Regions from separate parts of the Mus musculus genome. Here region 2 is linked to region 1. A link is a loop called in an ENCODE intact Hi-C map of the cell type or tissue named here. Cell type or tissue: heart. All regions are shown on one strand.

Region 1 (5,000 bases):
GAGATTAACTGAACATAAAGAAGGTTAAGGGCTTAATCGTGGTTTGAGGACTACTTTTGAAAGTTTAGAAGAAGAATCAATTAGTGTGTTTTCTGTGCACCAGACTAGTTTCATAAAATAAACCGTTGCAGCCAATTCATGTTAAAAAAAAAAAAAAAGCCACTTGAGTGTTCTCCCAGTCAGTCTGGTATCTTTCATTCTTAAATCATCCAGCCCTAGCCGGAAACTAGTTTCTTAAGTCACTGCAGAGCCTACATACTCCATGCAACAGTCCCGTGAGACCGGAGCTGTCACACATGGAGCTTGGCGCAGTCTCTCCGTCCGCACAGCAGAGAAGCGGCTTAGGCCCTCGCTATCAAGAAACTTGGCAAGAATCCCTCCAAGTCCAGTTTGCCAGCACTGCCTGCGAATATCCTACCAGGGCCACTGACACCTCGAGGGCGTGCGTCCCAAACGTGGAGCTCCCGAAATCATCTATGGGCCGGGCTGCCAGAACAGAAGCGATCAACAAGTGTCACCGCTTGCCAGGGCCACCTCCCTTGTGCAGAAGCCAGGACAGGTCACCTGAGACCCGACTCCCAGCTCGGACAGTCTGGAGTGACCGAAGCGGGCCTTTCCTCGGCTATCCGTCAAACCCTGCCCTCACCACCCGGCCCTTGCTGCCCTCCCTCCTCGGTTACCATGCTGGCCGGCGGCCGGCCCAGTCGAGGGGCTTCCCGCGCCCGGCTCCCGGAGGGGTGGCGGCTGCCCGGTGTCTACTCCTGCCCGTCTGCTGCAGCGCGGCTTAGCAGAGTTCTCGGTCGGAGAAGCGCACCAGGCAGCGGCAATAACTGCGGGCCCGGCGTACGGCAGCCATTTTCGCGGGACAGGGGGCCGGAGGCAGGCGCGCTGCGGCGGCCGGGGACTCGAGCTGCGGAGGGGTCGCCGGTCGCCAGCGGAGGCCGAGCACCGAGCGAAGAGCTGAGCGTCGGCCCAGCAGGAGACGTCTGGACGCAGCGGCGGAGCTGCCTGCTCTGCTGCGGAAACTGCGCCGCCGCGCCGCGCATGCGCAATGCCGTCGTCGCCGTCGCCGCCGCCTGCTTGGCTACCAGCCACCCGTCGCGAGCTAGGGTGATGGGCCTACTGTGTGCAGCCGTCGGTGGAGCTAAGCTGGCCCGCCTCACTCAGCCCGCCTGTTTGATGCTGAGAACACCCAGGCAGGAAGGAGCAGACGTTAGCTCAAAATGTTTGAACCTGAATTTGGAGTAGAGCCCCCTGAGTCGATCCTAATTGGACATTAGGGGACAGTACTTTAGGCGCCCTGGACACTGGGTGCCCTGTCAGAATGAGAAAAGAGAGCGAAAACTCAACAATCATTGAACCCCACAGACTCTGAACCGAAGAAAACGTACGCTCATGTGTGCAGCCGGAGAGTGGTAACAGCCAACGCAAGTCACGTCGAACTACAGATCCCACAATACAACGGGGGAAGGACGGCCCTTTTCAAGGCCTGAAACCCGACTCCTGAAGGAGTGGACACTACAAGGGACGCTGGGATTTGTAGTCAAATGTTCCACGTTGAGCCGGAACTTACACCCACCCACCCCCAACCCGGTGCCACTTCTTACAGTCCAAACATCCGATTCCACGTCAATAGAAGGCACTTGGATTGCACATTTTAGAACTTTTTCACCTACAGGCATATGCTAGCAAAACTTACGGGCTTCCTGGCCTCTGACAGACATTTAGACAACATTTATTGAGTTTCTGTAAGTGTTAGAACCTAACAGCCAGGACGCTACATTCACCCGACTTCACAGAACTTAAAATTTTATTGTGCTACTTTATTCTGGAGCTCAGAAATGAAGTACGTCTTCGGCAAAGACATGGAGGTAAAAGGGGAGGGGTGCAACTTGATTACAGTAAGAAATTGCAAATCCTGTGTATGTTGTCTATTTAGTTAGTTTGTATTCCACTGAGTCCAGTTAATGCTGGAATATTGCCTTATCTTTTGGGCCTGATTTTGTAGAAATTATCATAATTTCAGTAGGCTGATGAATACACCTGTCGTGACATATCCAAAAGACAGCATCTCGGAACACTCTTTCCTGTCCCCGGGCTCTTACATTCTCTCCACCCCATCTTCTTTAATGTTCCCGGAGCTGGGGGCTGGGGAGTGGATATAGATATGTCCCATTTAGGGCTGAGCACTGTCACCTATTCTCGGCAGATTTTGTAAATAATGGAATCCACCTCTAGGTGGAGACTGTCCTTGGCTCCTCCCTTATAGACTAATCTAGTGGGATATAGGTCAGGGACTTGGCCCATGGGATTACCCCTAGGAAGGTGAAATCAATTTAAGACAATGTCATTTTTCTTCCAGAATCTAGGGTGTCATTCCCTAGAAGCCACCATGAGATTCAGGCAGAACCAGGTAAACTTTTTCTAGCTAGAGACCAAGAATGCTTTTACATTCCTTAACTAAAGCTTTGAGCTTCCTTGTCCTCCGAAGTTCCCCTTCCGGTCGTGTTCCACGCCTGTTTCTCTGCTTCAGTCTCATCCTCCTGGCTGTTTCCCGTTTTACAACTCGCCAGTCCTAGTTTTCCTAGTTCTTGAGGTGCTGTCTGTGTCCAAATTTAAATTATTTTATTAATGAGACTAAGAACCCTGGAAGGAGGCTTCTATTTCCTCGGAATCGTATGGTGGCTCTTCGGGGACTTCCCCGAGATTTCTTAACTGCCTTTTAATTCCTTTCTTTAAAAGACTTGCTTACTGTTACTTCTGTGTGTGTACGCTTGTGTAAGTTTATGTGCCACCATGAGTGTGAAGGTTCCTAAACAGGCCAGAAGGTATCAGGTCACCTGCAACTGGACTTAGAGGTGATTGTGAGCCATTTCACATGGATTCTGGAAACCTAAACTGGAGCCCCTTGCAAGAGCAGCAAGTGCTCTTGACAGCCAGACCCAGCCAGACCGTCTCTCACAAAACAACATCAGCTAAACATCAGCTTTCACATGAAGTTTCCACAGTGTTAGAACTAGTCAATTTCATTGAAAGGGTTGAATGTTTAAGGTGGGCTGGCCAACTAGCACACGAGGAAGGTTGGAAACAGCATTAATCTCTGCATATAAAAAGACAGAAAGCAGTTTAACAACATGTGCATTTAGCAAAACAACAGTCAAGGGCTCCCTACGTGGGGCCTGTAACCTCCTCTTTCCTCCATAGGGCCATGGACTTTTGACAAGGTTGGAGCAGGTCTCGGAGCCAATCAGAAAGCAGCTGATTCTCCCTATAGCTTATATGCCTCTTGCATCCTTAGGCACATGTTGCCCAAATCCTATATTTCAGAACAGCCCTTCTCTATGGATGGTTTCATTTGTACACTACTAACTACCTATGATGTAGGTATTCGACGGATGCCAATATGTCAGTAGTTTTCTTTGTTTTTTAAAGGAGACTCTAGATTTCAGGTCTTTCAAGAAAAACACTTCTCCCAATGATCCCTTTAAAATTAGGTTTTAAATGGAAAAAATTTAAAAAAGACTAATAACAGACGTGATTTGAATTCCCCAGATTGGGGCTTGGAGAGATGGCTCAGTGGTTAAGAGCACTGACTGCTCTTCCAGAGGACCTGGGTTCAATTCCCAGCACCCACATGGTCTGTGACTCCACTTCCAGGGGGTCTGATGACCTCACACAGACATACTAAACCAACAGTGCACATAAAACAACAATGAGCCCTAAACGTCAGTTTTCAGATGAAGAGTGAGGATTGAATGTTTAAGGCGGGCTGGCCAATTAACACGTTTTCTCTTATCCAAACGAGTTGATGAAGTAGTAAAATTTAACAAGATAAATATTTGTGAAGATAAATTCAGTACCTACCTAATTGAAACCCTGTTTGCTTCACAGCAACAAGCCTGTTTTATTAAAACACAGCTACAGTTCACTACCGCTTATTTGTACTCAGTCATAACCAATAGCCGTCATCACTGGTTTTTATTATCTCAACATGTATTTACTGGGTCATAATTTCCCAAGGGCCAGGACTTCTAATATAAACTGCTTAGTAACCCAGTGGACCTCTGCCAAAGGTAGACAAAGGCAGTTCCTCTCTTTGCAAGGCAGACTGGCTTGAACTGTTAAGTTTGAAAATGTAATCATTTTAGTTACTTTTAAAGCTCCCCTTTATGAGCACTATATGACTTATTAGGCTCCTTGTCTTGTGTTCACTAAGGAGGACTTGTGATTTCCATTTGTCCTATGGGCTAGCTATCACATAGGTAAACAAGGAGACAGGTAAGGTTAACAGAAGCCCTGGGGAACTTGACTGTCTCGTAGGTTTCTTCAACAGTGGAGCAAAAGGAGTGATCTGAGCTTTGCTAGATTCAGGGGCTGAGAAAAACTGCCTGCAGTCCTCAGGATTCAGAGGCAAATAATGAAAGGAAAACGACATGACAAGTGTGTGTGGGGGGGCACTCGGTCTTATTTGTTAGACCAGCTCTCCTGTAGCTCATGTTGGCGCTTCTGCTTCCACTGTCACACGCAGGGGCTGCGGATGTGTAACTCCATCAAGCATGGCTGGGAAGAGTTAAATTCAAAAAGAGTTAAATTCAAAAGAGTTACTGATTTATTGGTCAAAATAGTGTTATTTAGAAAGATGTGGGTCTCCAGACCAGCAGCATCTGCCCCAAGAACTTCTGGTGTGGGGCCTAGCAATTTGTTTTTACTAGCCTTTTGGGTTACCACCCTGTGGAACGATAGAGTCCAGAGCCGGGTGGTAATTTGTTTTTTTTTTTTTTCAAAATGCTTCAAAGCTATCCTTTAAGATGATTTAAGGTGGGTCCCACAATAGTATATATGTATGTAGGTATGACTTATTTTAGAGAGGTTTGAGACTTGGTCTCATTACATAGTCCTAGCTGTCCTTGAATTCACTATGTAGACCAGGCTGTCCCAGAACTCACATAGATTCACTGCATCTGCCTCCTAAGTGCTGTGATTAAAGGTGTACACCACCA
Region 2 (5,000 bases), 370 kb after region 1:
AGATCAGGCTTACCAAGTGGAGGGTAGTCAGAGAAGCTCTCAACACACATGGGCTTGCCAGGGACCATATCAACAATGGCAGCATCGCCAGACTTCAGGAACTTGGGGCCATCTTCCAGCTTCTTACCAGAACGACGATCGATCTTTTCTTTAAGCTCAGCAAACTTGCATGCTATGTGGGCTGTGTGACAATCCAGAACAGGAGCGTAGCCAGCACTGATTTGGCCTGGATGGTTCAGGATAATCACCTAAGAAAAACAGCGTGTATTTAAGTCTTGCCTTGTGATTCTGCACACACAACCAATCTAGCCACCTATCTTAAAAATGTGTCACCTGAGCAGTGAAGCCAGCTGCTTCCATTGGTGGGTCGTTTTTGCTGTCACCAGCAACATTGCCTCGTCTAACATCTTTGACCGACACGTTCTTTACATTGAAGCCCACATTGTCCCCAGGAAGAGCTTCACTCAAAGCTTCATGGTGCATTTCAACAGACTTGACTTCAGTTGTTACATTGACTGGAGCAAAGGTAACCACCATGCCAGGCTTGAGAACACCAGTCTCCACTCGGCCCACAGGGACAGTGCCAATGCCTAAAATAGTATTGTTTTGTATAAGTATTTAATACACAAAACATAAGACTTCAAATTCACGTCAACATTCTACTTAATATTCTACTTACCTCCAATTTTATAGACATCCTGGAGGGGCAGTCGCAGGGGCTTGTCAGTTGGACGAGTTGGTGGTAGGATACAATCCAAAGCTTCCAGCAGCGTGGTGCCACTGGCACTGCCATCTTTGCGGGTGACTTTCCATCCCTTGAACCAAGGCATCTAAAACACAGGCAGTCAATTATAACCTCCTTACTTATTGCGGCTTTCTCCATTCAACTACCTTAAAAGTCACTTACATTAGCACTTGGCTCCAGCATGTTGTCACCATTCCAACCAGAAATTGGCACAAATGCTACTGTGTCAGGGTTGTAGCCAATTTTCTTAATGTAGGTGCTGACTTCCTTAACGATTTCCTCGTATCTCTTCTGACTGTATGGTGGCTCGGTGGAATCCATTTTGTTGACACCAACAATCAGCTGTTTCACACCCAGGGTGTAAGCCAGAAGAGCATGCTCGCGGGTCTGCCCGTTCTTGGAGATACCAGCTTCAAATTCACCAACACCAGCAGCAACAATCAGGACAGCACAGTCAGCCTGTAAGAAACAAGACAATCATATACCATTATCTCAGAGAAAGCACCCCACTAAAAAATATCCTGAGTCAGGAATGGGTAAATTTTACACACCTGGGATGTGCCTGTAATCATGTTTTTGATGAAGTCTCTGTGTCCTGGGGCATCAATGATGGTCACATAGTATTTGCTGGTCTCGAATTTCCACAGGGAGATGTCAATAGTGATACCACGCTCACGCTCAGCTTTCAGTTTGTCTAAGACCCAGGCGTACTTGAAGGAGCCCTTTCCCATCTGCAAAGTGACTTCTAATTAGTACACCCAAGACCTAGGTTCTACTCCCTGCTTAAAGAATTCCCATCCCTCCTTTTGCCTTATACTTGCCTCAGCAGCCTCCTTCTCAAACTTTTCGATGGTTCGCTTGTCGATTCCACCACATTTGTAGATCAGGTGGCCGGTTGTGGTGGACTTGCCGGAATCTACGTGTCCGATTACGACGATGTTGATGTGAGTCTTTTCCTTTCCCATTTTTGCTTTGAATTAGCGGTGGTTTTCACAACACCTAAAAAAGGGTTTAAAAGATACCTTTGAACCGCTAAGAAGCCCGAGAATTAGCTCCGCTCAAAACTCAAGGGGACAAATTCCAAAAATGACTTCCAGCGCCAGGCTGGCCTGACTAGTCTCCACCCACCAAATGTGAACAAACTCCAACGCCATTACATCCCCTCCCCCCGCCGCGACTAGCCGTGCTCAAAAGCCCGAGGTGACTATTGCGGCCGATAGGACCACGGGGTCACAGGAAGCAGCAGCCGGTGAGGGACCAGGCCCTCTTCCTTTGTGTGGGTGACTCACCCGCCCGCTCCACCGGGCTGCCGCGTCCTCCATTTTGAGCTCCTTGCAACAGGGCCCGGGAGCGGCCATCTTTCCACGCACGCAACTGGTGCCGGACGGGATGGCCTCACCCTAGTTAGGGAGGCAGGGCAACGCGGCGCCGCCAAGCCAGATCGTGCCGGGTGCTGGGGCCACATGGCCTCGGCACGCTAACCCCAGCCTGGTTGCTTCGGGAAAAACCCCAGGCCTCGCCCCATCCAGGTGGCGTCGGACATGTGCTCCGAAGGCGGGCGGGCCCCAGCCGCCACTCCTGTCCCTCCATTCCTCCCCAACCATGACCTCTCCGGGCTCCGGGCGAGCAAGCCCCGCACCCTCCCTTTGTTAGCCCCTATTGCTGAACGGCAATCGAAGGCAGCAGGGCAACAACAACAACAAAAAAAAAAAGACCAGAGTGCGGCCGGAGTAGCACGCGGCGGCGGCGCGGACACCACGCTAGGCCTCAAGCCGGACACGAGGCGAGGCTACGGGGTTGCCGCTAGGCCTCGCACTCTGCCTCCCGCGCCGCCCGCAACTCGAAGCGGGAATGCTCGCAGCTAATCCCCGCCGACGACAGCGGGGCCCGGCCCGCTCGGAGCAGGACCTCCAGCTCGGCGGCCCGCGGAAGCCACACCCGCCCCTCACCTGCGTTCTGACGGCAAACCCGTTGCGAAAAAGAACGTCCAAGGCGACTGCCGCACTTATATACCGTTCTCCCCCACCCTCGGGAAGAGGGCGGAGCCAGCACACGACACCGCTTTCCCAGTTTGCCCCGCGCCAGCTCCCCGGTCCTCCCCCCCATCACCCCCCCCCCCCCCGCTCAGTGCGCCCCTCCCCCCACGACCAGGGTCTATGAGCTTGTGTGCTCTGCTCTCCCCGCGCTCAGCCCTGAGCGCATGCTCCTCGCACTGTGGTGGGGCGGGTACCGGGATTATGGGTTATGAGAATTTAGCGACGGTCCCTGGGACTTCCCCAGGCGAAGGCGATCCCTCCTTTTGTATGAATTACTCTTGGCCCTAGCGGAGGGTGGGGCGGCGAGAAGCTGGCCAAGAGGGCGGCCAGAATCTATCCCTACTCTTCCTTACTCCGCTGCCAAGGCTGTGTCAAGATCCGGGTGTCCCTTCCCACGGAGGCCACCTCCCGACGTCAGCCCCGCTATCCTTCTGTTCGCCTCCCGCAGCCCATGCTCTCCTGGCTGGGAGAGGAACACAATGTTGGGGACCCTTCCCGGCTCTAGAACCCAAGGGCTTAGCTCAGTAGCGGAGAGCTCGACCGATCTGCCCCTGGGCTGGCCCCTTGGTTTATTCCATCCAATGCCGGTTGATTCTCTGGAAACCTGAAGCGGCCTTCACACCCCTAAGGGTTCAGTTCAGAATATGCTTCAATCCTACAGTTAGCTTTACTTTGATTCTAGGTTTGTTACACTAAAAAGATTGTATGTGTACATGTGTATGTACAGCCATTTGATTGAACATGAGAAACCTGAAAATAATCTAATCCACCCCACATGGTCTCATCTAAATACCAGCATCAGCAATCTCCCAGCGCCCATCCCTAACACTTGTGAAATCACTGCTTCTCAAAAATGGCTTGCCTTGTTAGTTACATCCCTTTCTTTGCTGCAATTCTAGCGATCATACCAGCATTGTTTTGTTATTGAGACAAGGTCTCTCTTTTTTAGCCCTGGCTGCCCTGGAATAGGTAGTAGACCAGGCTGACTTCAAATTCACAGGAATCCGACCTGGACCTGCTGGGATTAAAGCCCTGGCCATTTTTAAATGCCTCTCAGAGCAGGCACACAGAAGTGTTTCTCAGAGGAAAGAAGAACTTCTTTGTTTTGTTTTTTAATGCTAGAGATGGAAAAAGAATTATTTTGTAATGGGATATGGGGTGCTGGAGATGGAACCCTAGGGTGTCTATCACCAAGTTACAGTTCCTAGCTCAAAGATATCCTATCTGATTATCCATCATTGGATCTCCTCTCCCAGGTGTACAACATCACTTCCCAGTTACAAACATTTGATGTTCTTGCACCAACCTTACTAGGAGCATTTGAGGGCCTCTGTCTAGTGTTCACAAAAACACACAGGATTTGCAAAGGAACTATTTGTTTCTGGGGAAGAGTTCCACAGTCAAGGGAAAAACTTAAATATAAAACAATTTGGAACCAGTTCAAAGCAAATTTACATGATGCTTCTCATTTCTTGTCTAGTTCTAGTTTTCAACTATTTTTCACATCCCAAACTGTTGTTTTTTAACTTTTTTTTAAAAGTGGTATTTATTTAGTGTGTGTGAATGCGTGTGCCACATCACCCTGTGCGGAGGCCAGAGGCCAGAGGCCACCTTTCGTGGGGCAGGTTTGCCCCTCAACTACGTGGACCTATGGGATCTAACTCAGTCAGGCTTTGCAGCAAACGCCTGTACCCAGAGAGCCATTTCATGTCCTACTTTTGTTTTTGTTTGAAACAGAACTTGATGTAGCTCAGGCTGGCCTCAAACTCATGTTGCTGAGGCTGGCCTTCAATTTTTTTTTTTTTTTTTTGGTTTTTCGAGACAGGGTTTCTCTGTGTAGCCCTGGCTGTCCTAGAGCTCACTTTGTAGACCAGGCTGGCCTCGAACTCAGAAATCCGCCTGCCTCTGCCTCCCGAGTGCTGGGATTAAAGGTATGCACCACCATGCCCTGCTGGCCTTCAATTTCTAATCTTCCTAGCTCCACTTCTCAAGTACTGGGATCTCAGGTGTGCCCCCCCACCCCGCATCCTCCCCACAGCCCTCCCACCCCCACCCCAGGCTTCTTTTCTTGCCTAAGTGAGAAACAAAGACCCTGTAATAGCCTTCCTAATTCTTAGTTTACAGATCCTTATAACTTCCTAAAGGCAGATTTTCTCACTCATCAGGTGGCTTCTAGCTTCATTTTCATCTAACACTGGTAATTGTAATCAAAGAATCCA

The links. Hi-C counts contacts between places; a loop is a spot of excess contacts. Peaks named below come from ENCODE experiments on the same cell type or tissue, not always from the same donor. Only the 100,000 strongest peaks of a DNase experiment are listed, where the experiment ranks them.
Region 2: a loop joins it to region 1, with 2.8 times the contacts of the local background. A loop is called at or near these places in 1 of 42 quality-filtered maps.

What each region holds. Positions count from the first base shown.
Region 1 is chr9:78,107,611-78,112,610 of GRCm38, forward strand. It overlaps Fbxo9 (f-box protein 9), which reads right to left and starts at 1,046. Exons shown (of 13, transcript NM_023605.2): 1 at 681-1,046. The coding sequence starts at 683. It also overlaps a transcript of Cilk1 not described here. In heart, a CTCF peak has its summit at 2,238; DNase peaks (open chromatin) are centred at 511, 971 and 1,471; H3K4me3 peaks cover 2,484 bases; H3K27ac peaks cover 1,823 bases.
Region 2 is chr9:78,478,945-78,483,944 of GRCm38, forward strand. It overlaps Eef1a1 (eukaryotic translation elongation factor 1 alpha 1), which reads right to left and starts at 2,780. Exons shown (of 8, transcript NM_010106.2): 1 at 2,695-2,780; 2 at 1,567-1,744; 3 at 1,297-1,476; 4 at 908-1,204; 5 at 680-830; 6 at 334-590; 7 at 14-248. The coding sequence starts at 1,710. In heart, no CTCF peak of the experiment used is centred here; DNase peaks (open chromatin) are centred at 2,007 and 3,027; H3K4me3 peaks cover 3,979 bases; H3K27ac peaks cover 3,568 bases.